3 separate regions of the Mus musculus genome follow, and all the other regions are linked to region 2. The links are chromatin loops, found by intact Hi-C in ENCODE. Cell type or tissue: left cerebral cortex. All regions are shown on one strand. Links, peaks and the distances in the headings refer to the core of each region. The heading gives the core; the rest is flanking DNA. Region 1 holds the start of Smad1 (SMAD family member 1). Region 2 holds the start of Mmaa (methylmalonic aciduria (cobalamin deficiency) type A). Region 3 holds the start of Gm6360 (a long non-coding RNA gene).

Region 1 (10,521 bases), core at 1,231-9,230, 100 kb after region 2:
AAGTGTCTTTTATGCAAATGAGAGCCCTGACGTGCTCCTGCCCACGCTGCAGAGCTGGTTTGCGGACTAACTGTGTCCTATCTTGGCACACCTAAATGATCGGTTTGGATCTGAAGTAGCTGCAGGAGAGTATCCTGCTTCCTGGTTTCATTTCTTCTCAAACTTAAAGGAGGCCATTGCACAGTTAAGTAATTGCTGAAAATACCTCATGTGTTTTTACTATACAACTCAGAACACTGACAGTCAAATTAGACTGAAGATGTCTACTACCTGATAATGGCAAAAGAAGGAATACCGACTGAAAAGAATAGACTTCAGAAGAGATGCTCTATGTTGCTAAACATAGCCCGTGATTTTGGTACCACGGAGAACACCAAGACACTTCACCAATCTCAACATCATTTTGACTTATATTTTCTCCACCCTTTTATAGTTAAATTACCCTTTCTCTTCCCATACGTTTCCAACTATCTCCTACTACCCACCTAGCTCCTTCCCGACAGACCCCAAACTTCAGCTTTTAGTACGGAATACAGTGGTCTAGAGAGTCGAAAGAAGACTTTCATGCACTGTTCAGTATGTCACAACTGTCTGACTCAATCTGAACTTTGTACAGCCTCAGATCACCCATTTCTAATAAGATCCCATTGATTAAATCAGACATGGGGGTTTTCTTTTCGATTTCTAGAATGAGAAAAAAATCAATTTTAAGCTGTAGAAAGCAAACATTTCTCTATGTTTGTCAGATTTAATTGCTACTTTGCTCAAACAATGTTAAGTATAAAAACAACAAAATTATGCCAAAAGAAATTATTCTTTCTTCCCCTCCCCAAAAGATCCAGGATGTGCTCAGCTCAGTGCCTCAGAAACACTGAATGGAACAGAAAGAATAAATAGATAAAATAAAATAAATGGGCCCACAATACGCAGAGGATCCAGATCTGGCTTTCTGTTTCCATCAGTTAGAGGGGAGACATTACACAAGCCAGGTAACCTCTCTTGGCCTCAGACTGGCCAACTCGGTAGGAACCAGTTGGATTAGACACTCTTGAAAGCAGTATTTAAGAGTAAGCATCTTTAGTCTCTGCAGCTTTTGGCAAGACAGTCTCAAAATCAAACCGTGTACTTCGCCTGAAAGCACAGAGCCTTATGCACAAACTCACTAGTGCATAGCCACATCTCTGGATAGGAAGACAGGAGTATACAGGATGTAGAAGCCAGGTAGGTAGGTACTGAACCATGCTTCCATCAGATTCTTAAACAGCTCTAATCCTTCCTCCAAAAGAGTTAAGAGCAACTGAACTGTGAGACTTTCTACAAAAGTTGACACCCATTCTTAAAAAAAAAGTCTCCAAGGAATTTTCGAGAACCGCTCTTATCTCCAGCTGCTTCGTTAGGGGAAGCAGAGGCGTTCTGATAAACAGATAAACCAGGTGACTGTAACTTTCTTCAGCAGCAGCGTCTGTCAGCTTGGGACTGATCGCAGCAACACAAAGGGCAAGTGGAGGGAATTAATCAGAAAAGCAGAGATACAACTGCCCGGACTTGTAAACGCGCTGCTTTCCTGGCAAACTTGTCTTCAAATCATGTGCTGCTTAAATAGGGGGGTGATGGGAGAAAGCACCCTCCAAAAACAGGATGGCAAGGAATCCATTTGTCTCAAGGCCTGAAAGTACAAGCAGGCAGACATGTCCATACCGACAAAGCAAAGCCTTCCAAACCGAAGGACTCCAGCTAGTGAACGTGAGGGTCTCCAGGTAGGAAAGGAAGACAGACAGACAGACAGACAGACAGACAACCTGAGGGTCTCCAGGTAGGAAAGGAAGACAGACAGACAGACAACGAGTCCATGGTGTTCCTGGCACCCCTGCTCCACCATACAACTGGGCTGGAACATGCAGCATGCACGCTTTGCACTGTCCACGCACGTCCTTATACCACACAGTAACTAAGGGCAACACGTCAGCTCCGATCTGAGACTAGCCTATGTTATGAATTATAGAGAAAAAACTACTATCTCTGTATCTATATGGCTGTAGTTTTACCATAGACACCAAATGTTTAACTCTTACAGAACTGCAGTGCCTTGGTACAGAAGAAGGTTGGTGAAGGTGCCTACTGCCACGCCAAATAACCCGAGCTTGATCCCCGGACCCAGGCAGGGAGGGAGAGAAGCGACAGTGGGTTTTCCTTAACCTTCATGTGTCGGGCGCCTTCCCTCTTCACAGACACAGACAAATGTTGGGGCTTTTTTTTTTTTTTAACTTTATTTTTTTAAGTAACAGTGTGATTATAGGAAAGGAAGCTTCGTAGCGCTCCCCTACACCTCCCACAGCAGACACTAGTATCCTTGGCCTGGACTGTGGTAGAATGTTCGCTCCTACAAATCGACGGTCGAGATGCTGGGCTTCAGTTTTATAAAATGTTCAATGAGTTTGACTTGGGATGAGGCTAGAATTCCCAATAATTTTTAAAACAGCCCTAAACACGCTTCTGTCATTTGACAGGACATATTTAGGTTGACAAGTCTCCGCACTGACAGTTATGAAGTCAAAGTATCATCTATTCTGAAAATCTGAAGATTCCCTGCGTCCTGTGTGCCCAGCCAATTTTAATGTAAAATAAACAAACAGAATGTCCGTCTGATTAATTAGCACATTTATTTTCCTTTTTAGTAAGTGGTATGTGTATGTGTATATATTATGTATACTAAAGACTTACCTTTAAATAAATTTTAAATGTTTTTATCTTCAATTTGTTTAAGGAGGTTAGAGGCAACTTGTGGAAGTCTGTTCTCTCCTTCTACCATGTGGGTTCTGGAATCAAACGCAGTCCATCAGCCTTACTGACATGCTGGACCATCCTGCTGGCCTTTAATAATGGATATTTCTTTGTAACTAATTATCAGTAAGTATTTGGTTTGTAGACCTATTTCATAGACTTCATATACTCAGGTCACAGAAAAATTTCTGGTGCATGAGAAAGTTTAAGAGAAAAATAGTCTACAAAGCAAACAAACAAAACAGAAAATAAATAATAAAACAGAGTTAGGACTGAGGCTCAGGGCTATCAGGTGGCTTGATTCACATTCCTACTTAGACTGTAAATCCTAAGAACTTGCCAGCTGTGTGGCCTGAAGCAACACACAGTCACTCTGCCTCAGTTTCCTTACCTATAAGATGGGAACACCACTCTTCTGGAAGTTCCAGGGCTTAAATAAGTTATAACCACCATAAACAATGCCTGGCACACAGTAAAAACTCAGAAAGAGAGAAAAAACTACAATAATTTCCATCTACCTAGTGCTCCAAATCACGGTCACAAAGGGCAAATAGGGTCTATTGAAAGCCAACTTCATTTTAACCATTGTCTTCAAGCAGCATTCCAAACTGAAGTTGTTGTTGTTTAGTTGGCTGGTTTTGAGACAGGGTTTCTCTATGTAGCCCTGGCTGCCAAACTGCCTTTCTGAAAAAAAAAAAAAAAAAGTATTTGTGCAGAGGAGTCCTAGGTCAACTCTCTAGATTCTAGAATCTAGAATTTTCTGGGAGAATAAAAACTGTCACAGGCACATTCCATTCAACATGGTAGTGGCTTATGACTACTTGAAATGTGGGTGGTGCAGGCAACACTGTATCTTAAATAATGACTGAGCTACACAGACAAGGCTACTTCTACTTAATAGACTGAGTGCCTAAATTACAAGAACTTAAGCAAAAGCGATGGTCTTTCTTTTCCGATTGAGTCGCTGTTATGTCTTCAGTGGAAGCCTGGAGCCTATACCCTGTTAAAGCAATAACCTCCTCACTCACTTACCAGCACCGTGCAAGCTCAGGGCAGAAACAAAGAAGGATGCCTTCCTTTGGTATCTCAGCGCATCCAGAAGGCCACGTTAAATTCACACTGACGAAAGCATCATTTGATACAAAGATCGCAACTGTGAAGGTCCCCATTACCAACCCAGAGCATCACATGAAAAGCTACACCTTTAACAAGATGCAGCAACCCTCAGCCCAGAAATCACAGTTCAGAACACTTGGCCCTCTTTTAACAACACGGAGGTTCTTCACCATCTCCCCTCTCCATCATAAACCAAATCCATGTAGCACCCATATCTGAAGTATAACGCCAGAGTCCTGCTTAGCTGCCCTAGAATACGGTTTAATTATGATGGCTGAACTAATAGGCTGACATCACAGACTTTTACAGGCTGACCCCATGTCATCCTGACGGATCATTTTGCACCAGTTCAGTGCTGTAAATCAATTTAAGATCTCAAGCAGGTTGAAAAGGCTGGTAATGATGCTCTCTCTGCCTCTCTGGAGACTCCGCATTACACACAACTCTACATTATTTATAAAGTCTCGGCGATGCCTCCATTAGCCCTGTAAGACCACACAAATGAGGTCTTTTATACACACACACACACACACAACTTGGCCTTGATTATGTAGGCTACTGCAGCTTAAATATGCTCATCTAATTACATCAGAGCTTATTCTTCTTCCAATATACCACATTATTGCATTTTATCTTGAGCCCAGAATAGCTGGAAATCAAGATTAAAAACCGAAATTTAGTTTTTAACTAATGTGTGTAACTGGGGACCAAGATTTACTTCCTCTTAATGCTCACACGAATTTACCAGAAAAGGAATTTAAATTCCAAAACGAACAAGAGTTTAGCATTTTTTTAATTGCCAAAAGCAAAACAAAACCCAGCTACTCCTCCAAAATGTCAAAACCACCATCTCTCCAAGAACTAGAGGACATTGCAAAAGGGAGAGTGTATTTTATTACTACTATGGTTGCAGGGGTCAAAACTAAATCAAGGACAAATCCCCATCCTCTGAAGAAACCTGATCGTTCTGGAGCCTCTGGCATCCCCACCCCCAGAAGAGACCCTGGTTTACAGTTCCCTAGGAAATGCAGACTTCCACAGATGGCACTCCACCTTCAGAGAAATATCATCTAACTGAAAACGAGGAAAGCAGAGATGGAGAGGGCGAACCCAAAAGCCAGTCCAGTCTATTTAGGCCTGGCACCTACATCACAGTAACGCTGGTGCAAAACATAGGCGCACCAATTGAAAACACCCAGGCAGTGGACACTGCCTCTGCCTTGACTCTTTGTGAATTGTTCCAGCACAGCTCATCAGCTTCCGGTACAACTTACAGTGGTAATTATAAACACGATGAAAAATGAACCTGGCCAGGGAACAGTTTTCTCATTGTGCTGAGGTGTGGGCACATTATCCACCACAGGCCCTTAGAGAGAGATTGATGCTGTGAAGGGCATGCTGTGAATCTGCTCCAAAAACAGGAAGGCATTACATAAACCAAGCAACTCCTTTCAGTCCGTGCTTTGAAAACTTCAGATGTCACCCAGGAACCCAAGAGAGGGGGAAGAGGCCAGGGGTTGACAACAAGCATTCTACAACGATGCTCTCTTAGATGGCTGTGGCATAGGCGGCGATTTTCAGATGGAAAGCTCTTGGCTGGATTACTTTGTACCGTGCATTTAGAAAAACTACATGTGCCTCCGAATAAACAAAAGCCGCGACTACCATACTGTCTGGATGTAGCCGGTGATGGTCCCTCCTGGCTCCTCCGAGCACCTCGGGGAGACGCTGGCCCCGCAGCCTTCGCACGCAGTCCGCAAAGCGGCTGCACAGGCCCGCGCTCTCACGCCCACCGCCCCCACCCCGCGACAGAAACACTAACAAAGACGGTCTGGACGAGAACAGTTGTTCTCGGCGCTCGGAACGCGCAGTGAGGCAATCGAATCCGGTAAAGGGAAAGGAATGAGGCGACACTGGGCGACGCAGGGGGTGTAGGCGGAAGGGGGCGGGGGGGGGGGGGGGGAGACGCGAGGCCGCCAGACCTTTGAATAAATCAGAGGGAACTACGCTACGAACTTTCCTTAACCCCGATCCCCAAATCAGGCTGTGTGGGGACCCACAGGGGTGCGCGCGTCCATCCAGGGAGACCCGAGCTGAGCGCAGCGCTGTCCCCGCGAGGGTCCGCAGGCCGGGGCGGGGACACAATGGGGCTGCGGCCCGATGCGGAACGGGGGTCCCCGGAGAACTGGACACGCCCGACAAAGACGCGGGGAGGCAGGGAGGTCTGGCGGCAGGTTCGCGGCCGCGAGGCGCCATCATGGGGGGGGGGGGGGACTGCGTCCCGGAGCTCGTCCCAGATTTCCTTCAGCGCGGGTCCCCCGAGTCCTCCCGGATCCTCCCCGGAGCCCGTCCCAGATCGACCCCAGAGCCCGCCCAGAATCCCCTCGGAGCCTGTCCCCGATCCTCCCCCGGAGCCCGCCCGGGATGCCCCCCGGAGCCCGCCCAGGATCCCCCCCTGGAGCTGGTCCCTGTCCCGGTGCGCCCCGCGCGGCACAGGACAAGTCTGTCTCGAGTCGGCTCGGGTACGCTCGGCTTTACCGGCTCGGCGGCGCGCCCATCCGCAGGGACGCACGAGACCCGGCGCCGGGTCCCGTGCTCCGATCCGCTCCCGGCCGCCGTCCCCGCGCTCTGCTTAGCTCCGGGCCGCCGTCCCCGCGCCTCGGCCCCGGCCTCGCCTTGGTGCGCCCGCTCGCTCCCCGAGCCTGGATTGATCTGGTCGCGCTGGCGTCAGGCAGTCGGAACCGCCCAGCCTCCACAGCCCGCCTGCCAATACCCGGCGCACAACCCGCCTGCCGCTTGCCCTCGCTCACACGCGCACCGCGCGCGCCCGCTGCCGCTTAGGGATCCTCTCCAAATTACCGGCCCGCGCCTTCCTCTGACTCTAGTCCCTGCCTAGCTGCCAGTCAAATTCCAAAGCCTGTGTTATTTTCTGAAAAGTTCTCGAACACGACCATCGAGCCCACTCAGTCGTCCTAAAAACGCATTTTTAAAGGCCCTGCAATCACTGACTCAGTGATTTACCGGCCCTTCATGTAGCATGAGCCTCAAATTGGCTGACCTGTTAACTACTAGGTAGATACATTTATTTCCAGTATGTACCCTTCCTGCGGCAAATGACAGAAACCATTTGTATGTTTGTTAAAAGGTCTCGTAGCCCAGGATGACCTCGAACACGCTTTGAAGGGGAAAAGGCCTTGAACTTCTCTTCCTCCAGCCTCCACATCCTCAGTGCTGGGATTACAGGGCTGCACATATTTTTATTTATAAGGTTCTGGGAATCATCGAACCCATGGCCTTATGCATGCTGGACAAGAACTTTACAACTGAACTTCCTTGCTTTCTTGTTTGCCTGGAAATGAGATCTCTCTCTACAGACCAGACTGGCTTTGGACTGGGAAATACCCTTTTAGTACTGTAAATTTGGGTGCAATCTTTTAGATAACAGTTTTGCCCCTATTCCCACCCACCCCCCCAAAAAAACCCACAAAACAAAAATACACACACACACACAAAGGAACTCACATCTTACTGATCTGTTCAGACACCAAAAACACCTTCTTGAAACAATCAACTTTTTTTCTTGGTCAGTTTCTGGAAGTTGGCATGGAATCTTGAACACTTATCATAATGTTGAGTTATGTTTAGAGAAGAACTATTCTAGGAGTAAATGCCCCACAAACCAAAAAAAGAAAAAAATCATTGCCCGCAATATAAAGAAATACCAAAGGCCACTACAAATTAATGACACTCTCCAATTATTCCTGTACCTTTACATGCTTAGCACTCCACTTAAAATTCTTATTAATTATTTAAGTATTATATCTGCATTACATATTTAATTATTCAAAGGAAATGCAACAAATCCCATAAACCCATAAAATGCCATTTATAAATTATACATAAGAATATTCCTGCTAATTAAATTTCTTTCTTCATTAAACTATTTGAGCACTTACTGGTCAATTCTTGGATCTCATCTTATTTTCCTTAAAAGCAGCATTTGACATAGTTGGTTGCTCTCTGGTCCCTTGGGCAACAGTTGGAGTGAGCCTGGCTTAAAGCCACTCAGGGCCATTTCCCTCCCCTGTACAGACCCTCTGTAGATGAAAAGAGTGAGGTATATCCATACATGGGAACATTACTCAGCCATAGAAAAGGAAAGAAGCACTTCCCCTGCCTCCCAGGGTGGAATGAGAGCCTCTGTCCCATCCTCAGCACAGAATAAACCGGGTGGGATGGTGCTGGCCTCTAATGCCCACCCTCTGGGCTGGAGCAAGGTCAGAAGTCCAAGGGCATCCTTGGCTATATAGTAACTTCAAGACCACCGTGGCCTCTGTGAGACCTGTCTCAAAAACAAAACAAAACAACCAAGTATTAGACATTCTGCCAAATGAACTTGCTTCCTTCATGCAAGATGCTCATAGTAGACAAAGCCATGGAACAGAATAGGAAAACCTGGGATTACAGTGTGGGGTGCAGGATTGAAAGACCTAGGAGGGTCTCTAAAGGATTCCAAAATAAGATTAATAATAAAATCAGGTAGTTACACAACTGTGTGGATATAGCAAAAGTCATATGATTGTACATTTTGAATAGCTACATTCTATGATTGTAAATTTTATCCAAATAGTGCTGTTTTTTTTTTTAATTGCAGGCATCTAAAGGCAGTGCATGTTTCTTGTTTAAGTCCTGAAGGGAGGTCTGGAGGGATGCCTTAGAAGTTAAGACCTGTCTGCTCTTCCAGAGGGTCCTGGGTTCAACTCCCAGCAACCACAGGACAGCTCATAACCATATCTCCAGTTCCAGGACATCCAATACCCTCTTCTGTCCTCCAGGGCACCAGGCCAGACACACCAGGGAAGGCCTTGTTGAAACATGCATAATATAAGTGAAGACATGGAGACACATACCAGCAAAGCACCATACACATATAATAAAAATAAACAAAAAAATCCTAGGGAGATATACAATGGCATCATGCAACTGTTCATTAAAGTAATTTATAGCACCACAGATGGCCTTTCTTAGTGCATGACTACTGTCCCTAAATGATAGTTACTAATACTATGCACATTATAAATTTTTATTTTACTCCATGCAGATTATTTCTTTAAATGGTAATAAAATTTTGGATACTCTTTCAAAATGGGCATTTTTGAGACAGTTGTAAATTGTGATTAACCTCATTATTAAAGTCATTTTGTTTGTTAAAAAAACAAAAACAAAAAACAAAACAAAAATCAACTGACTTCCCACTTCTCTCAGAATAACCATTTTACCACATGGAGGTCATGCACAATCTACCTTCTGTTTGCCATTCTCTCCCACCCCAGCCTAGTCTTTCTCTCTTCTCTTCCCAGTGCCATCCTGGCCACCTCCATCTTGCAGATCAGTCTGGACACAGCTTCACCTGAGTGTATGGCCATACCCTCCCTGGACAGCCCTTCCCAGAGACGTCCATGCAGCTTTGCCCATCCGCACCCGCGCCATCACTCATAGCGTGCCGTGAGGCCCTCCCTGGCCAGTGTCTGACATTCACTTGTACTACTCAGTTCCATGCTCAAATGTGCTCTTTCTTGCTGCTAGCATGCTTGGTCACCCTTCCTTTATTGTTAGTAGATATCTTAGCTAACCAGAGAAATGGGATAACTCATGCTTTTGAGGTTTTGGCTTGTTTGTTTTTGCCTGCTTCCATTCCTCAGTGCCATCAGAGCCTAGCTTCTTTAGCCTTCCAATGTACACTGAAAAGCAGCACTCCTCCAGGCCTTCAGCCACAGGCTCGAACTAACGGAGCATCCAGCCTGTGTACTGCCAGCTAATGACTCCCTATAGTGCTGATGACCGTGGTTGGATTGCCCACACCCTTCACACAATCCAATTGAATAAATTCCTTTCATAACATATATTTATCATATTCTGTTCTTCCAGAAACCCTTGACTAATACAGTTCCCGTCCCTCCTAGCAGAGGAAAGGGCAGTTCTGCTTCACAGACTCGTGGAACATCAGAAGCCAGAACAGTAGTGCAGGGAGAAGAAGCCAAGGCTGGGAGGGAAGGCGGGGAGGCCCAGGTGTACCAGACTAGCAGGTGCAGAGGTGTGAGCGCCAGGGAGGTCTTGTCCTGCTTCCCCCTCTCTATGAACAGACCCAGGACTGCTTCCAGAGAATGGGACAGGGTGTCTGGGAGGCTAGTGGGTAGATGAGAGGCGAGTTCCAGACTGTCATCTTCTCAGAGTCAGAAAGCACAGGAAGTAGGGAAATATGGTGGAAATGCCAGGCCACACTGCTGAGTACCCATCTGAGGTTAGCCATCAAAACTTAAAGCAAACCCAGGCAGCCAGCTTCACTTAACTGAAGCCGGACCAGTTAAGTGTCCCAAAAGCTGGGACTCTGCCAGTGAGTGTGATGGAAGGGAGTCAGGCACTAGAGGGCAGAGACAAAGGAGTGACCACAAGCACTGAGTGGTGATGAGCAAGGAGAGAGGGTGACATGATGGGACGGTGATAGGATCTGTGGATTGCCGGTCTCTGTGGGGCTTGTGGGTCTCTCAAGTTGAGGGCCATTCTCAAAGAACAGTTTGAGAAAGGGGCGCTTGAATGCTGGGACAGTTTGGAGGTAATTGCGCC
Region 2 (10,521 bases), core at 814-8,813:
TTAATTAAACTGATTTAAAGGGGATACTACATTTCTTAAATGCAAATATAACTTAGCCTAATGAACAACTTTTTATCTTTAATATACATGTCACAGGCAGGACAGAAAAATAAGTTTGTAATTTTATTGACATTCTAGCAGATTCTGTCCATTATACTGACAAAATGGTCTAAGTAGGAAGAAGGGCTTCTCGCTTGCTCTTGTAACTAAGCACCTTTGCCTGAAGGGCAGAAGCCAAAGAATGTAGCCATTAACCATACCAAACTGTTCAGTTGTCATGAGTTTTGACAGAAAGCTTCATCCTACAATCTGTAGACTAAGCACTTTTAAAACGCAGAATTCTGTGGTATTTACAACGTTTAGTTGCCTACTACAAAGTACTGTCATACCTAATAAACCAGGGTGCCAGAGTTTTAATATACAGTGAAAAATACTAAGTAGACATAAATACTGAAATAAGCTGTCAATGCTTCTTGTTATGTTTTGGATCTTAAAAGTACTAAAGGTCCATGTGCGAGAGTCTTGGTGCTAAGCCCTTGGTGCTCTTAGGAGCAGTAGAGCCTTAAGGAAGTGGAACCTCTCAGAAGCTGTGCCATGGGGATCTCGTAACAGGGATATTAGAGTCCCAGCCCCTTCTTTCCTTCATTCCTGGCTCCATGAGGCAGGTAGCTCCTCTGCCACACACTTCCACCACAATCACTGTGCTACCACAGGGCCAACAGGGGCAGTTGGCCATGAATCAGTCTCCAAAACTGAACCAAAATAAACCTTTGCTTTGTTACAGGAACAAAACTTAATCATACTGCCCCTGAGAGAGTTACACAGATAATAACATTTTAAGTTCACATCTACTTTTCACAAAAGTGACTTATTCTTTCTTCTCCATTATCCACATCTCTCTAATGTTGTAGGTTTCAAGCTGTGTATGCTATAAGACATATATTTACAATACACATGCACGAATGCATGAAACACAAATGTCACTCGATAACATGTATCCCTTTTATAGATAATCCTCCCGAGCACTGTTTCTTCTGGTTTTCTACCGCAGCCTGCAATGAGTACACTGTGAAGTCTGGAAGCCCACAGTCTACCAACGCCACCTCTCACACATTCTCTACTCATCCTCCACGCTATCAGGCATCTCATGCTCATATACTCTCCTTCAAACCTACCTTCAAGGCTCCCCCTGCCTTACCTTAAAAATAAAAATGTTTTCTTCTATGACTGTGCAATGGCACAGTCAATAAATACTTATGCAGAAGCTACCATATGCAGGGCCCTGGGCTAGACCTTGGAATGTACTGGCATATGGGTCAGAAATGACTCCTGGTGGCATCAAGTTTACAATCCAGGCAAGCAGTGATGACATAAATACCTTATATTCCTCCATGAATTCTTGACACCCCCTCCTCCTCAACCTTTGCTTTCCTGCTGTCTCCATTCTGTGTGTACAGACTCCAGAGGCAGCTACGCTCTTTCCCAGAGTGGCTGTCACCATAGTCTTTCCATGTGGGACATGCTCTTTCTCATTATCTCACAAAACCCTCTTCATCCTCCAGGAACCATAGTGTGATTACTCCCCCAGCCTGACAACCCTCATCACAATGTACAGTGGTAACTTTTAAGATGGCAGTCTACTATAAACCATGGGTGCTCTGTATCTATAGCTCGTTCGCAGAATCAAAGAATATATGTAATAATTTTACGTTAGTCCATAACTCCATTACACTGACTGCTAATTGATATTTTGAAAGCAGAACACTTGTAAATGTGTGTTTTTCCTTTAAAAGTCTGATCCATACCCACTTTTCTGCATTGGGAGTTTGCTCAGCAGCAGGGCCTGACTTGGGATATTTGTCTTGGAACTGAGCAAGTGAATATTCTTAATGTCAGTAATTACCATGACAAGAAAAGGCATTTTAAACCCAATCAGTGTCTATGATATAGTACAATACACACAGGCCACACAATCACCCGGTGTGTAACTGATTTTGATTTGGAAACTATGTTGTCAGATACCACTAGCCTGCTTATCATCTCCACCCCTGCTCAAAGCTTCACCTCTCCCTTTCAAGTTTTAAAATGGTTTTACAGAGTGGTTAAGGTGGTCGCTGATAAGTGAGGGTAACACAGAACACACTCACTGCCTCGGGAGGGCTTCTCTGAGGTTCCTGTCTACTTTATCTTTCACTATTTCCAGAAAGAGTCACATGTCCAAATTTCTACTCTGAGGTCAATTTGTGCTGGGACCCTCTCACCATTAAATGTTGTTATTCATTGCTCTGGAAATCTGCAGCATTAGTGAGACTAGCACTGGTAACTGAGCCCTCTTATGGTCTCAGGCTCTTCTTGTGCAAATATAAGCAGGCCAGGGGAATAGCAAGTGTGAATAATGGCTGTGCACTCGGGCAGGACCTGGTGCCAAGTTCGTGCTGATCAAGAATGAGAAACACTGCCCTTCTCCACTCTTTCTCCAGTGCCCTTGGACTGCTCAGTAAGATCCATCTTGGAACATGAATCTAGCTTCTTCTGTTCAAATTCCTCCGCGTCCTAGCACAGTGATCTCCCAAACCAGACCAGGAGTACCTGTGAGAGGGAACGCTCAGGCCCCACTCCAGGCATTCTGACTAGGGGAGTGGGCCCCCACTGCAAGCATTCTTAAGCCTTCTGTGTGACACTGATGCCCTAGAACCAAGTCCAATAGTCTGTTTCTGCTGCACAATTTTCTCATACTCTCCTTTCAGACCTCCTTCCTCTAAGGAGACTTGGTCTTCCAAACCTAGTACTTACTTTCCCAATTTCCCACATTCCAGATTTAACTGGTCTCATCTTTCCTCTTCTACAACATTTCTCCTCTGCTTAAATCCACTCTTCTCTTAAATCCTCTCCTGATGATCCTGGCTTTGGGGAAATCTTTCTTCTCTAAATCAAATTATTCTGAATACTAACTTAGGTGATACCCGGCTCACAGAGGGTGCTTGTTAACTCAACCCAACACCAATCACATTAAAACCAACGGGAGGATCACATAAAAATATAGATACTTGTTCCTTATTCCAGAAAACTCAGATCTCTGTAGAAGACCCGTGGCAATGAATGATTTTAAAGCACTGATTTTAAAGCAATGTTCAACACCTTTCTTACATACAGCAAGACTAAATGTCTACTTTTCCCACATGACATCAATCAGCTGGGGCAAATTCCAACCATTCACTTGCTCCATCCATTCCAAATATATTCTTATGACACCCTCACATTTTGTAATCACCATTTACGTTCCTCATGATTATATAACTTTCCATGTTTATAGTCTCTAATAGGAAACAAAGCCTTAAAAGAACCATCCTAATAAAAATACTATTTCCTTGAATATATTTACTTCGTCAAAGAACTTTCGAGACATTGTAGATAACCCTCCAAACGTTTTGTTTCTCCTGGAAATTGGTTTTCTACTAGCTTAGCCACTTTTTATAGTTTCTTTGTTCTCCAAAATATATGCAAGGGAACTGTTAAGAAAGGCGACAGTAAGAAACCCTTTTCTTAGGCTCTCCTTCATTTTTCAAATGAGAAACATATCTGAAGTTGGCATGTCTTCTGTGGAACGCTACCGGCGCGGTCGCGACGGTGTTTGGCAACCCAGACACCGCTTTGTGACTCCCAGTGAACCCTGCTTTATAACCTGCAAATCTGTATTCCTTCCCCTCTGAGGGGTCTGCTGCTCCCTTCCGCAGGCGGAGCTCCTTAGCACTGAACAGCCTCCGGGCCTGGCTCCTTCCGCGCTGCCCGAGACGAGCTCACAAACCGGCCCACGAGAACCTGACAGCAGCGACTGCGACGCCTTTCTTATGTAAGGAAAAAGCGCTCAGTCCCTTCCAGTCCTTCCTGCAGGCCCCACCACATCCACCCCGCCCCCGACTCAGCCACATCCTCCTCGGCTGCCCCCCGCGAGCCTCCAGGGGGCGCCCCCGACAGCGGGGCTGACCCCGGGCGGAGGACGCACCGCGGCCCCGACTCCTGGCCTCCGCGCGCACCGGGCCCCACACTCACCCTCGCGAGGCCGCGCAGCAGAGCACCGCCCCTTCCGCCCACTGCTCCCGCCCTGCTCGCTCCTTCCGCCGCCGGCGGCACGCAGGCGTAACGCGACGCCCCGCGCAGGCGCAGTCGCTTAGCGAAGGCTGTCCCGCGGCGGGCGCAGGCGCGGGTGGCGGGGTGTGCTTGGGCGGGAAGTGGGTGGTGAGGGCCGCTCTGGGCTCAGCGTTCCCCACCTGGAATGCGTCCTGGCTTCGGCTGGCCCGGCCCAACCCTCAGCGGCCGCGGTGCCCAGGCCCACTCCTTCCGCGCCTGGAAACGTGAGACGGGTCACTGAGGACGACGTAGGCAAACTTTGCAGAGCACGTTGCCACCTGTTGGAGTAGCCGCTCCAGCCCCAGTCGAAATGCACGGCCGAACAATGGCAGTTCTGAGTGGCTCAGGGGCCCACACTTTCTTTAAAACCGATGCACTCGTAGTAATATTTCTTATGCCCCACATCCAGAGGCCTGTGCTCACCACCTCAGCAGTGCCCGGGGAGGTTCGCCAGGCGTGGGCAGGCTCTCCCTTGAAAGCACCTGACCTGGTTCTACCTTGCACTGGGGCTGAATGGTAATTAATTTTTTTATTTGTGTTTTTGAGATAAGGTCTCTCTGGCCGACCTGGAACTCCCTAAAACCATGCTGGTTTACATACTACCTGGCTCTGCCTCACAAATGCTGGGGTTAAAGGTGGGCCCCACCGCGCCACACTGTAGCTAATTTAAAAAAAAAAAAATTACTGAAGTCATGAGACCTACAAATTTCAGGCAGTCCAGAAGGAAAGTGTGTGGAGACAGAGAAAGGTACGATAGTACGTTAAAAACAGGCAGCTTAAACAGCAGCGGTAAGTGCTCCTTTAACTCGTCCACCGTAAGTTTTAAATGTTTAAAAGCAAAGTTGTTGGGACTGGAGCTATGGCTCAGAGATTAACATTAACGTAAGAACATATTGGCTGCTCTTCAAAGGAGCCAGATTGGGTTCCCAGTGCCCACAGGGAGGTTCACAGCCATCCAGTTCCAAAGAAATCACTGCCCTCCTCTGGCCTCTGAGAACACCAGGCACACATGTAGAGCACATTCCTACTTGTAGATACATAAAAATATTTTTGAAAATTAAAAACCAGTGAAACTTTGTACCTAGCAATTATTAAAACATTTACAAAGAAGAAATACAAAATTCATGATACAGTAGTTTTCTTACAATCTGACCTTAACAAATGCTGCACCATGTCTAAGAGCACTGGGAAGGGTTTGGAAATGACCTCGTTATTACAAATATCATATTTAAGTCCATATATTAAGGCTTGGGAATTCACCAACCAACTTACGTAATGCATATAATCTTTTGGTTACTGCTCAGCGCTGTTTGCCATGGTATGTATAAGACTTGTGAGTCTTTGTAATCTGTCAGTTGTGACTTTTTAAATTTTCATTTCAACAAATTTGAGTAGCTGCCAGATACTGTTCAGGCTCCTGGAACGCCTGAGGCTGGCATGCTCAGTCCCTTTACAGCATGGCATCATATTTGCATATAACCTATTTCCATCTTTAATGTGTTTAAAGAACAGGGAGCCAGAGCAGGTGCTATAAGCCTCAGAGAATTGGAAATCACATCAGCTAGGCAACAGAGGGTCAGAATATGGATACTAATCAGATATGCCTTTGTTTCCTTCAAGGGAATTACATGGGAATCTCTTATTGTAATGCATGAACAGAGTAAGTACAGTCATCTATTTGTTTTCTATTACTGCCATAAAAGTTGGTACAAACTTAGCAATTTAAAAGAACAGAAATGTACTGTTTTCTGTAGGTCAGGGTGCAACTAACCCCCTGTGCTGAAGTCAGCTTGTCAGAGGACTTCATTCCTTTCTAGAATCTCAGAGAGAAGAGTGTTAGTTTGTTCTTTCTAGCTTCTAGAAGCCCCTGAGGTGCCTTGGTCTGTAGCCCCTTTCCTCTCCTTTCAAAGGCAGTAGCATCAGTAAAGAGGTCTTTAGTTTTTAGGATTGGTGTAACAAAATTGGGCCCACTTAGGATAATCTCACCATAGCAAGGTCCTTAATCATAGCTCCCACGTTCCTTTGCGTTTTGTAAGAAAATATATTCACAGGCTCTGGTGATGAAAGTGTGGAAATCTGTATTGGGGGAAGCTTTCCCTACCACACCTCTGGCCCCCAAAGAGTCATAATGTTCTTATGCAAAATTCATTCAGTCCTTGTTCCCAGAGGAACTGCATAGTTTCAAAGCATTACAACATCTAAGTCTAAAAAGATTAAATCATGTAAAATTTCTAAATTCAATAAGGGTGAGACTCTGGGTTTCTATCCAGGGCAAAATTATTTCCCATCTGGACCTAAGTGACTAGAAAATAAATTCTCTGCTCCCAAAGTACAAAAATAGTCATTGGAATAAGAGACAGAATTATAAGATGGTTAAAACTATCTCCTATAAAAAAGAGAAGCCAGAGTGGGGAAGCAACAGTCCCAAACAGCCTCAAATCCACCCCAGCAGTCTCCACTCAAAGTCAGGGCTACACCTCTCCTCCGTTCAAATAAGAATGTGATGGCCTTAAGGGTCATTACTCTGCCTCCAACAACCATTGCTATATTCTTTGAATTGACTGTTTTCCTACGTATCTGTATATTTGTCTTACCCACTTCATCTCTCCATTAGCCCACATCAAATGGCTAGTTACCATTAGTTACCTTTAAGTAGACACTTGATCAGTACTTTTGAAGTGCAGCATTTTAAGAAACTGCATTGTAAACCACTTCATGGGAAGTGCAAATATGCCATCTAGTTTCTGTGGAAGGGAAAGAATGCATCTCCGTTTTGTATTCAGGTCACATCTTCTCTGCAGCTAATTTACCCTAAAATCGTTCATTTCTTTCAGGCCCAAAGGCGTTTTTTTCTGGTCATTTCTATGGAATAGGCAACAATGTACATCCAAGGTTATCCTTGTGAAACCTTTTAAGGATGCTGGAAGCCCAGCTCTGCCTCCCAGCAGGTGGCAGCAGATGAGTGCTTAGCACAGGGCACTGACTTCACCCTGGTCCCCAGCCTGGTTAATGTGGTGCTGACCTTCCTTAGGGAGAAGAGCAGAGAGAATCTGGAAGCCGCCCACCTGGCAGTGTATCAGCATGTTGCCTGGTGGGGGAAGCATACTTAAATTACATAGCTAAATTTTATTGTTCATATTCTTTCTCATTTTATCTTTTCCTTTCAACTAACTGTGTTAAGGCATTTTATGTGGAACTTTTGCTGTATTTATGAGTCATGTTGGTCTGTGACTTATTTTCTAATGTCTGTCAGCAGTTTTTCTAAGACTAATGTCATTGTGCTTGCTGTCTAAGCTTATAAGATTGACATGTGTGTTAACGTACATTCCCCTGGTGTTGCCGTAGTTGAACACACTGTCCATAACCATCAATACATTAATATCCATCAGCATTAGCTAGGAATACATGCAGTGTAGCTCAAGTATTCTTATAGACAAACATGTATTTTAAGCCTTTATTGAAAAAGTCGAAGGAAAAGGTTAAAGCATCTAAGACAGGGCCAGCAAACTGTGGGGCATGGGACAAGTTAGTGTCTAGCCTAACTTTTGTGCATTGGAAAATCCTGGGGAAGTTCCTAGAGGAATAAGGATAAAGAGAGAAACTCACCATATCTGGGGGAACTGATCACTTCTCTACAGGCATAAGACAGGAAGCTTTGGTGGACCCAGGGCCAGGGCATGATGGCAGTGCCTGGGCCATATTTGGTTGTCACAGTCAGAGGTATTGTTACTAATGGAGCTGTTAAAGCCAGGGAGGCGGGTAAGCATCCTGCCATGCACACAGACATGTCCCTCAGCTTCGCTGACCTCCAAGATTACTCATCCTAAGGTTGACAATTGCTAGTTAAAACTGTCAAAGAAGAATAGTACAAATTAATTTAGACCAATAAAGTCAGATCACAATAAATGAATAAATTCATTCTAAACCAAAACTCTCTGAAGAGGAAATAGAAATTTTGAGTTAATAATTTAAAAATATTTTACAAAAACCCTCTAGACTCAAGATGGTTTCGCTGATGAAATATGTAAATATATAAAGACCATGTGATGTTAGTTATACATAAACTGGGAGAATGAGGGAGTAATGACAGCATAATCTTATAAAACCTGAGGTGTCAGAAGCAGTCATCAGCAAGTAGCATTGGAGATGCAGATGGAGAATCCTTGTACAAAATACCAGCAGATTGTCACAGCAAAATAAGAAAAAAATACAACCGTCAAATGGGGTTTATTCCAGAATGTAACTTTCACCCAACATAAATAAATCAAGCGCCTGATGGCACAGGCCTGTAATTCAAGCTTCTCTGGAGGCTAAGGTAGGGTCACAGACTCAAAGCCTGCCTAGGCCAGCTGAAGTCCAGTCAGAGACAGAAAGACAGACACCCCAGCAATAATGAACCCACTCTGGATTTCTAACCCATCATGAAAACAACTAAAACGGTAGGGGGGGGGGCTTTATTACTGCTGTCTGTGAATGACCAGGGGCCACCAGCATACTTATTGATAAATCTGTCCTAGGCCTGAATGAAATGAGGCCATCTCCTTACACAACTGCTGTTGGGCTTTGTTCCAGGGTCTCACAAGTCTTCCAGAGACAAAAATTAGAAGAGAGTTAAGGTTGTCCCTGTTTGTACAGTCTCATAATTCTGCTGGAATTAATGCTAGGTCATAGGTGAAGTTTGAACAGTATATAAAAGTATTTCAACATGCTAGCAAGCAGCGATTTTAATATGAAAATTTTAAACAGTAGCAAAAATACTTTAAAATGCTTTTAATGAAAGATAGGAGCTATATCCTGAAACTACACAAATGCTTAAATGAAAACATTTAACAAACACAGTGATGAGCACATTCCAGATTGTTGGCCTCAGAAGTCCAGACTGACACCCAGGTCTGTTCTCCTCCGCCAGGGGACGCACACGGGAAATGAGTGTGGGGTTTTTAGTTCCAGTTTCCAAACAATTGCACTAACCTGGTTCTGCCCTGGGCCAGGAGTAGTCTAGAAACACCCGAAGCTGGCTGTTTTCCCTCTAAATATTATACCAGAAGTAGAATTACAGCATATTTAAAAGTCACAAAATTCTTCCTTGCATCCTTTCCCCCTGATGGCTTTAGTTGACAAAACAGAAAATCTGTTTTGATGAATTTAATAAGTAGACAAAATATAAATTACACGCACCTGATGGTGTAACAAAAATTCTTTGCAGAATGCTGACTCTGAGGAAGCTACCTTTTGCAAACTAAGCTTCTGGTTGACAAGATGACTCATTCTGTTTATAGACAGGCAAGGTTTCAAGGAGGGAAGGCCCTAGGATTTCCTGGGCCAGCTATGTCTCTCATCCTATTATTCCAACAAAATACTTGAAATTCATTATTAAGAAAAAATTGCAGCATCTAGCTTTTGTGCTAACTGTATCTCTTCCAAGGGTTTATGAAGGTACAAGCTTTGGCTTAATCGATTTTTAAAAAGATTTGGGACTATAAATAATTTTTAATATTAAAAAGTACTTTGAACGTGACTCTTGAAAAGGTTTGACGTTCTGCCTCTCGGTGCTTTTTTTTTTGGACTGTCAATCATGCTTTATTTAGCAAGATTACTGTTCAAACTTCACTTTTAAAAGTGTGTGTGTGTGTGTGTGTGTGTGTGTGTGTAGAGCCTTCAGAAGTCAGAAGAGGGTGCAGATCCCATGTAAATAGATTTGTGACAGTTATGAGTGAGGTACTACATGGATAGTGGGAATTGAACCTAGATTCTCTGGAAGAGCAGCCAGCACTTCTAACCACTCTTGAGCCATTTCCTCTGCCCTAAAACTTACTTGCAAATGTGTTCTGAGCTGCTCCCCACATTTCCTTCCCTTCTAAGGACGTTCTTTCTGCTTCTATGTTTTACACTATTTTAACTCTATGCTGACTTCTGATGGTTTTGAGAGTAGTTATGCTGTTGCCTACAGTTTTCCAAACTCTCTGGGGATGTCTTCTTTTCTGAAAGTCTTCCCATTGTGAGTCTCACCACGAAGGGAAGCCAGACATGACAGTTTACAACTCCCCAGCTGAGGACTGTTGTAAGCTAGCCCCTGTCCTCACTGTATCATACTACTGAGTGTTCCTACCAGGATCCCTATGAAGTAGATGCTCCCAGGGTCCATATGTTACATGCAGACACTTCTGTCCATAGGATCAGCACTGATGCCTTGTGTGGTGTAACAAGGCCAGGCTCATGCTGACTCCATTATCCCATACTTGATGATGCTACACCCCATCAGCAGTGGGTTTACTAGAGTATAACAAAGCTATGTTGATCCCCTAACCATGCAACTTCAACATGAGATGTCATGGACTATACTAGCACCTGATTGGCAAATTTTCCAATGTTACTCAAAATTTCCACATGATG
Region 3 (10,521 bases), core at 1,040-9,039, 1.2 Mb before region 2:
GGGCCCTGTTAAAGAAATAAAATGTTTCAAGGGCTTTTCAGAAATTTAGTCTCAGTTAGCTGTGGACCAGAAATGTGGATTTTAATAGCATCTCCATGCACTTCTGAACTTCAACAAGGTTGGAAGTGGCTCAAGTGCCTTTAATTTCCCCAGCAATGGAATCACCAAAGCTACAGGGACTTAAACTCAATTTAAAATCTCCATATACTGTGTGTGTGTATCTCTCTCTCTCTCTCTCTCTCTCTCTCTGTGTGTGTGTGTGTGTGTGTGTGTGTGTGTGTAGACATGGAAGAGGGAGAAAATGAATCATGCCTAGAAGTAGCCAAATAGCTCGAGTCACTGTAAAAATTAAATTGAGATATTCTTTCTTCCATATGTCCAAACAAGTACCTTCAGGGTGGAATTGAGGTAGTGAGAGAGCTTGTACCCCAAGACACTGCCTGCCTTATATCTCCTGTGGCACAAGACAATGAGGACTGGTAGATTTAGGTGTCACTTAAAAAGTTATGGTTATGTTTTGGAATTTCTGAAAGACAACTTTTCCTTGCCTCTCCCTGCCCCTCCCCCATCTCTTGTGTTCGATATGATTTGCCTTGAAATTCAGTTGCCTCCACGCGTTTCTTTATCCAATAATGCCTAACTTTTCTTAGAATAGATCACGAAGCTATTGTGAAACGAGTATTTCCAAATAACACCATTCTTTCCAAGGTTTTCTGTACAGGGCCTCACCACAGCAAATCGAAGAAGGGCGTTTTCTTGAATGGGTCACAGAGATGCTACATTAACGCTGAGGAAACATGTCCTTCAACAGGAAAAAGAACACCAGAATACGTTCTTAGGGCCTAGTTTATAAAAACCACTTCTTATCTTTAAGACTGTGGCGAAAATAGAGAAGAAAACCCTGCATGCTTTCAAGGGTGTTGCTGTTGGCTTTGGAGTCAGACCCACAGTGGGGAGGGTGAGTCGCGGCGGCTGCTTGCTTTTCTTTTTGTAATTGAAGCCCATGTTTCCCACTCCTTTGTATTCCAGCCATGCTCCTTGGCTACTGGGCAAGAACCAGCGGAATCTTTTGAGAAGGTTTAGTTTGGAGGGAGCCCATTCCACTCCGCAGAGGAGCGCTCCCTCCCAGCCTGGCCAGCAGAGGGACCTGCGGCTCCGTTTAGAGGTCTGGGGTCAGGCGTGCCGAATCGACGTCTCCAAATAAGCGTTTGTTTTCTCAGCATTTTATTCTTTGTTTCTCAGCTTTTAAAAATGCAAGAGAATTATCTGCAGGCACATATTCAGATTTAGATCAAAAAGTGGACCAATGAGGCAGCACTCTCTGGTGAGAGCTAAACCTTGCCTCTTCCCTCCTGAAAAGGTGTCAGCGATTTTGATTAGCCCGGATCACTGACACGGCCAATCAGCCCCGTTTTAATTTTTAAAAGACACCCGAGATGTGTTTTGCAGCACCTTTCGCCTGTGCAAACTGAAAAATTAAAATAAGATAAAATTTAAAACTACTTTAAAAGGAGAGGGGATGTTCAGGAAGGGTGCCGGGAGGTCCTCCGAATTTAGAAGACTCTTGAGTTTTAAATACCACAAACCCTGTCCTGGTTTTCGAATGTTTACCTTTCTGCAAAGCTGGCCCACAGAGTACCTTCTCGCTTCAAAAGAAAATCCTGGCACCTGGAAGATCGGCCTGACAGTGAGCATTAAAATGGCTTGTTTAATGAGCAGTGTGACTGAACCACGCAAGGAACGCTGGGGACTCTCTCCCCCGTGTTTACAGTTTGTTATGCCGTGTGCTTCCAGTGTCCCTTATTTTGACAAGCTATCCAAAAGTTTGGAATGAGGATGGGCATTTTTTTATTTTTATTTTTATTTTTCAAAACCTGATTGCTAAAAAAGCAAAGGTGCGTCTGCTTACCGGCTCGCGTGGAGCAGGAGCTGCGCCATTAAGGGAGAAAACTTGGCAGGAGAAGAGCACAGGAGACTGGAGAAGCCTGTGTATTACTGATGAGCATGGCCATGGTAAATAAATGCATATGCTCTGAGAGCGTCGGGCCAGCCGCCATGTTGTAAGGACATTTCCTACCTTGTAGGTAATCTCCGTTCTTGGGTCTGGAGGCTCTGGTCTTCCGCGTTTAAGTGCTTGTCACTTTTTCTGTTCCTTCCTCCTGCTCTCGGTGGCCAACACGCACCTTTGTTTCTGCACAGAATTGTCGGAATCTGGAAGATTGTTTTCTCTAGACGTCTTACTTAAGTTTCCCTTCATAAATATAATTACTGTTCTTTCTATAAAAATGGGGGGGGGGAGGCACACTTTATTTTTTGCTAGGACCAAAATGTAGATTCTTTTCTGTATATGTTTGTCATATTTTTTTTTTAATTAAAGTATGGACTTGCTTCTCACTAAGTTCAATTTTCTGTTCCCAATGATTTTTAAGTATGCCATTATCCCATAATTATGGAGTGATTAGCTGAAAATAAGATGATTTGAAATCATTAGTATTTCATTAAAGGAAACTCCAGATATAATTTTTTTTTTATTTTTTATTTTTCGAGACAGGGTTTCTCTGTATAGCCCTGGCTGTCCTGGAACTCACTTTGTAGACCAGGCTGTCCTCACACTCAGAAATCCGCCTGCCTCTGCCTCCCAAGTGCTGGGATTAAAGGCGTGTGCCACCACACCCGGCTCTCCAGATATAATTTTAAAATTCATTCATGAAATATAGTATAAACCCAAGCTGAAGAATTCTAACTTTTGTGGCTATCTAGTAGACAGTGAAATTGCCTCTCCTACAAATAGGTTTTTATCATCTCCTGCTTGATAGAATCAGATGCATTGGTTTACAGAGTTTGGGCCATACTGCAAATGCCTGACTAGGAGTAAGGCTGTTCCCTCCACAGATGCACAGGCAAGGGCCTGTCTCTTCCACAGATGAGCACACGAGGAGAGGGCTGATTCTATTGAGGTGTTACACTGTAGCTATCAAAGAGCAACTCTGTTTTCTCTAGACTAGGTCCTGTGTTTAGGTTCTAGATTTGCATTTGCACTGTAGCAAAGGAGGGGAGAGAGGATGGATACTGTGAGACTTTTAGAAGTTTCCAAGGTTGTGACACACTTGGTGGATTTAGTAATAGTTGGTGAAAGATCAGTTGCTTGAGCAGATAAACTCAAATAGGTCCAGAAGTACCACTGTGCAAGCAGACACTTTTAGCACAAAATAAGGTGTGTGAGGGTGCACACTTATTGTGTGTGAGTGTGTGGGTGTGGCTAGGAGAGAGAGAGAGAGAGAGAGAGAGAGAGAGCATGTGTGTATCTGAGTGAGTGACAGAGAAATGTTGAGTATTCATGTGTGATTGTGAGCATATGTGTGTTGTGTGTGTTCATCTCAGGGCTGTTTGTCTCTTTGGCACTTAGACCTAAGGGAGGAGGCAGACAGAACTGCCTTGCTCGACCCGTTTTTTTTTTTTTTTTTTTTTTTTTTTTGGTCAGGATGTGAGTGATTTATCTTCTAAAGAAAATGATAGGTCCCCAGGTGAGCGGGCAAAGATCTTGGAGCCTTTGGAGCAGAAAGGACCCCAAAAGCCCTGAGCTAAGACCTGTGGGGTGCAGAAAGGCTGATCGCGGTTGGGCCTGGTTTTCCAGGCTCCACCTCCACCGTGGGAGGCGCTGGCAGAGACAATGCCCTGGAGGCTCTTGTCCTTTGGGTTAGGATGGTCACCTTCTCTTCCCACTCACCGTCTTCTTCCCCTCTCTTCTCCTGGGGAACAGTTGTGGAATGAGTGTGGATTTTTGTTGGATTTGATTTAGGTAAGTGAGGCAAGCCTGCCGTGTAGGCCAGCCCTGCAGAGCGGGGGAGGGGGGGGGATGTGTCTGAACTTAACAGATGCCATTGCCTCCAAATGAGGGACTTCAGGAAGAGGCCGTGCTGTGGAAAACCTGTTACTCAGACTTTCAAGGCCAAGCTAGGCTGCTACTGACCTCAAATGTTACACAGGAGGAAAATACTTAATTATAGATGCCCACCCCACCCCATCAATTCTCTCTCTCTCCCTCCCTCCCTCCCTCCCTCCCTCCCTCCCTCTTTCCTTCCTTCCTTCCTTCCTTCCTTCCTTCCTTCCTTCCTTCCTTCCTTTCCTGCTTTCTTTCTCTCTGCTTTTCTTTCAGCTCTCATGAATTCTGGGAGTTGAACATTTTTCTTTCATCACACATGCTGCTGGGAGACTCACTTGCCACAGGGAAGGTAGCATAGACCACTAACTAGGCAGACAGCAAACTTTCAGTTCTTAAAAGACCAGGCTGGCATCCAAGTGCACACTCACCCACCAAAGTTGTGCGTGCATGCCTCATCTGTGAAAAAGAACTGATAATGAGCCGCCTCGTGGCCTGCTTTCCCATGCAGAGTGTGGGCAACGGCTGTGAAGACAGAACACTTAGGACCTTACCTTGCTCAGGGACACTTAATAGATGCCAGCCCGTTTGTTGTTCCATTAAAAGTATCATTCTTACTTATGGCTCTGGAAATCACAGGTGCTAGCCAAGCATTCTTTTTCTGAGCTATGTCTCAGACTGTTACAGTTGTCTATTTGTGACATAATAATATATTAGCAATAGTACACTGTCAGGCCCCAGGGGAAAACAGACCAAAGCACTTCTAAAACCCGACTCCGGGCCCCAGAGGTGCATGTTGCTAAGTACCCGCTGACCACTGAAGCATTGGAGGCATCAGGATTAAGAAGCATAGGTTGGACCTACACAGGAGCACTATCAGCCTGAAGAGTATGAGTGACCCAGAGTGGAGAGGCAGAGAAGCCGACTAACAAAGTGATACAGAGAAGGATGGAGTCTACATGCTGAAGGAAGTGTGGGCTGGCCAAAGGGTGTGTGCAAGGGAGGCTGGGACAGCCAGAGAGCCTGAAAGCTGTCGAGTGTCTAGCTATGAAAGTCTAGATGCTGCAGTGAGCAACTAGACCTTAATCCTAAATACTGTGGGCAAAGGAGAGCCTCCTTTCATCTGTTGGCTGAATGCAAGTAGCACTTGGTCTTGGAGAATGAGCCTAAAGAGGGCAGGGTTAGAGGGGGGGGGGCAGTAAATTGGCCACCTGAGAGCCTTGCTGGGGCACAGCGTAGGGTGGTGGTGGGTGGTATATGGAAAGCCAAATGTGTACCTTGTATCCTGCCATAGCTACAGAGCAGGGACTTGCTTTGTATATTTTAGAAATCTCCTTCCTTGTTCATGTCTTGCCTTTTAGCTCCTCTGTCCCAATATCAGTGATTTCTTTATCATTTTGTACCACAGTCTTTAAGCTTGACTTCGTAAAATCTTCCATGAGGTGAAGCCCGGGAAGAAGGAGAGAACAGAAAGATGGAAGAAAGAACACAGCCCAGTGATATTTCGAAATTGTTCTTCTTCCTTTAAATATATTTGTTGCAAAATAAAAGTGAGGTGTCTGTCTTGCATCCGGCACACACTTTCTTGTTGGACCAAATGTCATTGTAGCATGAAGTGCATTATAATTCCGTTGAGGACATACCCCAGATGACGATGACATTTTAGGACCAGCTCCAGCTTTCCTCCTTTGTTTAACACCTGACAGTGTGCACACCTGCGTGTTTAAGCGAGTGACAGTGTGTGCACACCTGCATGTTTGAGCGAGCGGGAGCAGCAGTCAGAACAAGTTTGTGAGCTCATTGCTTCTTCACGACGCAGGGGGTACAAGAGAAGATTTGCGCAGCCCTTGCCACTAAGCTGCACAATAGGTTACCTGGAGCCCTTTGAATTCAAACAAAGAAAGTCCTCAACCTGATTAGAATTAATCAACCCTGACTTGACTTTTCTGCTTCATCTTTGGAAAAACAAAGATGATACAGGTGGGCAGGCAGGACCCCTGACGGGTGTTAATGGGGGGTTTTCAAGTTTGTCTTGCTTTCCTTAAACTATTAAGAAAGAACAAAAAACACTACTTAGAATAGAATCAATTTTCAGGAAGGGAAGAAAGAAACCTGAGAATTTATTATTAAAGAAAGAAATAGAGCCAAGGTGGAGGGGAAAAAAAGGCCCTTCTCACATCTCCCGGCCAGGTGCTCTGTGCATATAAATGTTTCAAGTTGAGCTTTAAGATCAAGGGAAAGTCTGTAGGGAGCCTTGTTTCCTAGAGGTCTGCTGGCTGGAGCTGCTGCAGGATACAGGCTGCCCATTTTTATTTCGTCATTAAGGATTAAAGGAGACGAAGATTCTGGAATGGTAGCTCCTTGGTTTCCATTAACTTTGTACAAGACAGTAAAAAGCAACCTTCCAAGGGACGGTTTGCATATGGATTTCCGGCTATAAACTTACCTCCTTCCTGTCATCTTCTGAGTCTGTTTAACACAAAATTGCCCTGCCTCTCCTGAGCTCAACCAGCAAGAAAGCTGTCTTGTTGCAAAGACTGAGAATGTCTGTGCCTCTCAGAAAGCCTCCTGCTTTTCACAAGAGAGTGGAGGGAAGATGAAAAGAATTTCACATAAGATAGCTGGGTGCTCCCGATACTGTGAGTAGCAATTGCCTCCAAAAGCTCCTTACTGTTGCTCAAGTTCTCTGGGCATTCCATGTCTGAACACAAGATCGCAGGTGGAGCAACAAGGCATGTCCATAGTTTTAATTTTCTCTCTCTCTCTCTCTCTCTCTCTCTCTCTCTCTCTCTCTCTCTCTCTCTCTCTCTCCCCCTCCCTCCCTCCCTCCCTCCCTCCCGCCCTCCCTCCCTCCCTCCCTTCCTTCCTTCCTTCCTGTCTTTTTTTCTTTCTTTCTTTTTTTTCAGCTGTTTGTTTCATAGCCTTTTGTCAAAACTCAAGTGGGTCTGAATATACTCTTCTGAAGGCTAGTGACAAAGTAACATCCACCTATGGAGATGCTCCTCATTCCAGTACTACCCCTCACTTACAGAGAAAGTGCTGATGAAGAGCCTAGCTTTTAACAAAATGATGGCCCTGCTGTGATCCCAGCACTTGGGGACTGGGGAAGGAAGATCAGAAAGCCAAGGCCTGCCTGGGCCATGAAGTGAGTTCTAGCTCAGCCTGGGGAACTCAGGGAGACCTTGCCTCAAAATTTAAAGCCATTACATACTTGAGAAGTGACTCAGTGGTAGAGCTTCCTCAGCAAGGGCAGGCTCCAGAATCACTGCCCAGTGTCAGGGCAAAAACAAAGGAATAACAAGATGATTTCTTATTTAATCCAAGCAACCTTTACAGGAGACTTAGAGTTTGTGCAAATGTATACTGTCTGTTGTCAACACTTTTAAACATCAGTCTCAAAAACTTCAACATGGAGATCAAAAGTCTAAAGAAGCCAAGTGACTGTCCCTGGCGCATGGACCCCAGCTGACAGGGAAACCTGTATTCTCCAGCTCCAGCTCCTGGGGTATGGAGCGAGATTACCGTGACGTTAATAACTCACATTTTCCATCACTTATTCTCAGGTGTCACAGCACAGAAGCAGATCATATGATACAGACGATCAAAGATAGCAAGGACAGCACGGAACATCTCAAACAGAAATCCTTGCATCATCTACCACATTTTTATGTCCATGATTATTTAGCATCATGGTTATTTTAAAAGTTGTCATTGATATTGACACGTTCATAGTCATTGCTACTTATTAATGCGCATAGTTACAGATACTCATACTCTTACCTACTGGTTATACTTATTTTCTGCTAAAGCGCATGCTCGTTCCCTGGGAGACCGAGTAATGACATACATACAGATACTGAAGGAAATTTTAGTATATGTACAGTCAACCTTGACCTCCTATGAGGCACACTTGAAGCTCCTTGAGCTTTGAAGACGTTTTAAAATTATTTTTAAAATTATGGGCATGTATGTGTGTGTATTTGTGTATGTGTGCATGTGTGTGTTGTGTGCCTGTGTGTGTTCATGACTGAGGCTGTTCCCAGCTCCCTCTCTCTGTTTTGAAGTGTTCCCATGTGCCCTTCTCTAGTCTATGACTTGGTGGGCAGGGATGGGGGTAGGGGTTGGAAGGGGGAGGAATCAGAGAATCTGGACCCAAGATTAGCCCTGTGTTCAGATGAGTGAATTTTCTGTCTCTTTATTATTTCACTGAATCTTAGGGAAAAGTCACCACATTTTTCTGGGCACAGAAGTTAGAGGAAATTGGGTGTAGTTTGGTCATGACACTTGCAATATTTTTCTCAAGCAATTGTCCTACCAACAGTGTCTAAACATGCAGACCTTTTAGGAGCCGAGCAAGGCAGCCTTATTCAGTTCTACACTCTTCTTGTCCCGTGTCTGTGCACCTGGGGAACATTGCTGATCAACAGCATGCAACAGGCATCTGGAGGAAGAAACCAGTGACCCCCAAAGAGTCTGGAGATTACAGACAGCAGCATGGGGAGGGGTGCCTGGCGGTGTGTGCAGCTTCATTAGGGAGGCCCAGGGTTACCAGATGCTATTGGCAATACTAAGTGGGAGTTTCTGTGACGTAGCTCTGTGACGTAGGCCTTTAGCAGAGCCATGGCCTTTGCACTACCCACCGAAAAGAGAATGACTGTTTCCTATGGAAATGCCCAGTGCCTGCAGAAACACCAAAAGTTTACATTTCTAGTTTTTTTTTTTAACCATATTTCTCCATAATCATTATTACTTATTGCTCTGACTGAGGCTTGGTGGAGTTATTTGGGCAATAAGCATGAAAAAATAATACAAAGACAATTAACTGACAAACCAAGACCAGGGCAGTTACAGCTCAGATGATCTGAAGAAACGCAAGGAGCAAATGTCTCCAGCCCACTGTGAGACATCGTTTTAAAAGGGGATTTTAATTACTTTTAAAAATGATTTGTGTGAGGGTGTGTCTGCCTATGTGTGGGTGTGGCTCATGAGTGGTGGTGACTAGCAAGACGGGAAAAGATGTTGGACTGGTGATGGGGTCCTTCGCAAGAGGAACCGCTCAGCCACTGAGCATCTCTAACTCCAACGGATCTTTTAAACTGTTTTGCCCATGAACTCCAAGTTCCACAGTACTGAGTGGCTTTCCGACATCATCTTAGATCATCTTAGAACTGTGACCCATCAGTACAGACTTTAGTATTTTATGAATCTGTAAACTGAGACTAGGGGTAGTCTCTCAAACTTTATTCTAAATATAATCAACTTTCCAGTATTTTCTACCTTTATGCTATCAACTTAGATCTCCCAAAAATTTAGATATAATAAGCAGCCAAGTTCAGAATTTTAAACACCCCACATACCCAGGTTAAATAGATATTAGGGGATCCAAGTAGTTCTTAATAAATCCCCCTTAATATTCCATGTAACTCTTGATCAGAACCCATGGTAAACTAGCTTCACAATAATCTCTGTGTGTGTGTATGTGTGTGTGTGTGTGTGCGCGCGCGCGCGCACGCGACAGGTGCACATGCTGCCTGGGAGGTCAGAGGACAACTTGAAAACACTCAGTTTTCCTTCTACCGTGTCAGTCTTGAGGATCAGTCCGCGGGCATTGGGATTAGTAGCAGGTACCTTCATTGGCTGAGCCATCTTGGCAGCCAAGAAAAATAATGTTGATGATTATGGCTCACCAGCCCATTTTGAGTACCAAAAAAAAAAAAAAAAAAAAAAAAAAAAAAAATGAAAAGAAAGAAACTAGTCATCTGGCAGTGTCTTGTATCTTACTTCTTTCTCCCACCAGTGACTGGTCCTACCACATTCACACCTCCCTCAAAAATGCCAATGTCTGCACAATTTTACTACGAACAGACAGTTTCAGTCAAAGCAGAGAGAAATGAGGTTCCTCCTGTCTGTTGCAATAACGTTAATATTATCTCTGTACAGATGCTTTCAGAAGTATGGAGCTAAATGCAGAGCCCTGGAGATGCCCAGAAGCACACACGGGTAAGCACAGCCTTTCACAGAAGACCTAAGAAGCTGCAAAGTTGCAGGATAAACTTTTTACCATGACAAAGTAGAGTGATGTCGCCTGTTCCCGTATGAGATTGACAGCAGGAAATAATGACAATCAGGTTAGTGCAGGATGCATTGCAATGCAGAGGAAAGGAAGAGCTGTGTGTGTACTCACTCGGTCAGAATAAGCCAGGATAGTTTTACCACCCCTATAAAATCGGCCTCTCGGGATATGCATGCTGAATTCTCTAGGCTGCAAAATGACTCTGGCTGTTGGTGAGCTAAGAAAGAGTAGACGTGAAATGAACATTTGTTACAGGCCCTTTACAAGAAAGACTGTTATGTTAGTGGGTGACCTTTCAGAATGCAGAGGAGCAGAGGGTCAGCTTTGAAAACACCATCATAAACTGAAAAGAGAAATAAGCTGAACACACTGGCTTGAGATGAACTTTGTGATGACAAGGTAGTGCTGGTCGAGCTCCTGAGAGCAGGGGGTGGCAAAGTCGGGGCCCAGAGGCTCACACACACAGTCATGCTCATGGCTGCGACCGTGAGCTAACACACACACACACACACACACACACACACACATACACATACACACACACACACACACACATGCATACACATTA

Evidence for each region. A loop is a pair of places that touch in the nucleus more often than their neighbours do. Peaks named below come from ENCODE experiments on the same cell type or tissue, not always from the same donor. Only the 100,000 strongest peaks of a DNase experiment are listed, where the experiment ranks them.
Region 1: a loop joins it to region 2, with 5 times the contacts of the local background. A loop is called at or near these places in 14 of 42 quality-filtered maps.
Region 3: it touches region 2 in a loop (7-fold over the local background); 4 of 42 quality-filtered maps call a loop at or near these places.

What each region holds. Positions count from the first base shown.
Region 1 is chr8:79,392,818-79,403,338 of GRCm38, forward strand. It overlaps Smad1 (SMAD family member 1), which reads right to left and starts at 6,611. Exons shown (of 7, transcript NM_008539.4): 1 at 6,436-6,611. It overlaps Gm51578 (a long non-coding RNA gene), which reads right to left. Exons shown (of 3, transcript XR_003947567.1): 3 at 7,893-8,239. In left cerebral cortex, for the core only: no CTCF peak of the experiment used is centred there; DNase peaks (open chromatin) are centred at 5,090, 5,340, 5,760 and 6,695; H3K4me3 peaks cover 2,287 bases; H3K27ac peaks cover 2,743 bases.
Region 2 is chr8:79,290,864-79,301,384 of GRCm38, forward strand. Mmaa (methylmalonic aciduria (cobalamin deficiency) type A) reads right to left here and starts at 4,098. Exons shown (of 7, transcript NM_133823.5): 1 at 4,051-4,098. Gm4890 (predicted gene 4890) reads left to right here and starts at 4,215. Exons shown (of 2, transcript NR_045823.1): 1 at 4,215-4,644. In left cerebral cortex, for the core only: CTCF peaks have their summits at 3,964 (motif pointing right) and 7,061 (motif pointing right); DNase peaks (open chromatin) are centred at 2,492, 4,014 and 7,094; H3K4me3 peaks cover 2,183 bases; H3K27ac peaks cover 1,819 bases.
Region 3 is chr8:78,062,628-78,073,148 of GRCm38, forward strand. Gm6360 (a long non-coding RNA gene) reads left to right here and starts at 9,821. Exons shown (of 2, transcript XR_878949.2): 1 at 9,821-9,880. In left cerebral cortex, for the core only: a CTCF peak has its summit at 1,138 (motif pointing right); a DNase peak (open chromatin) is centred at 1,070; H3K4me3 peaks cover 866 bases.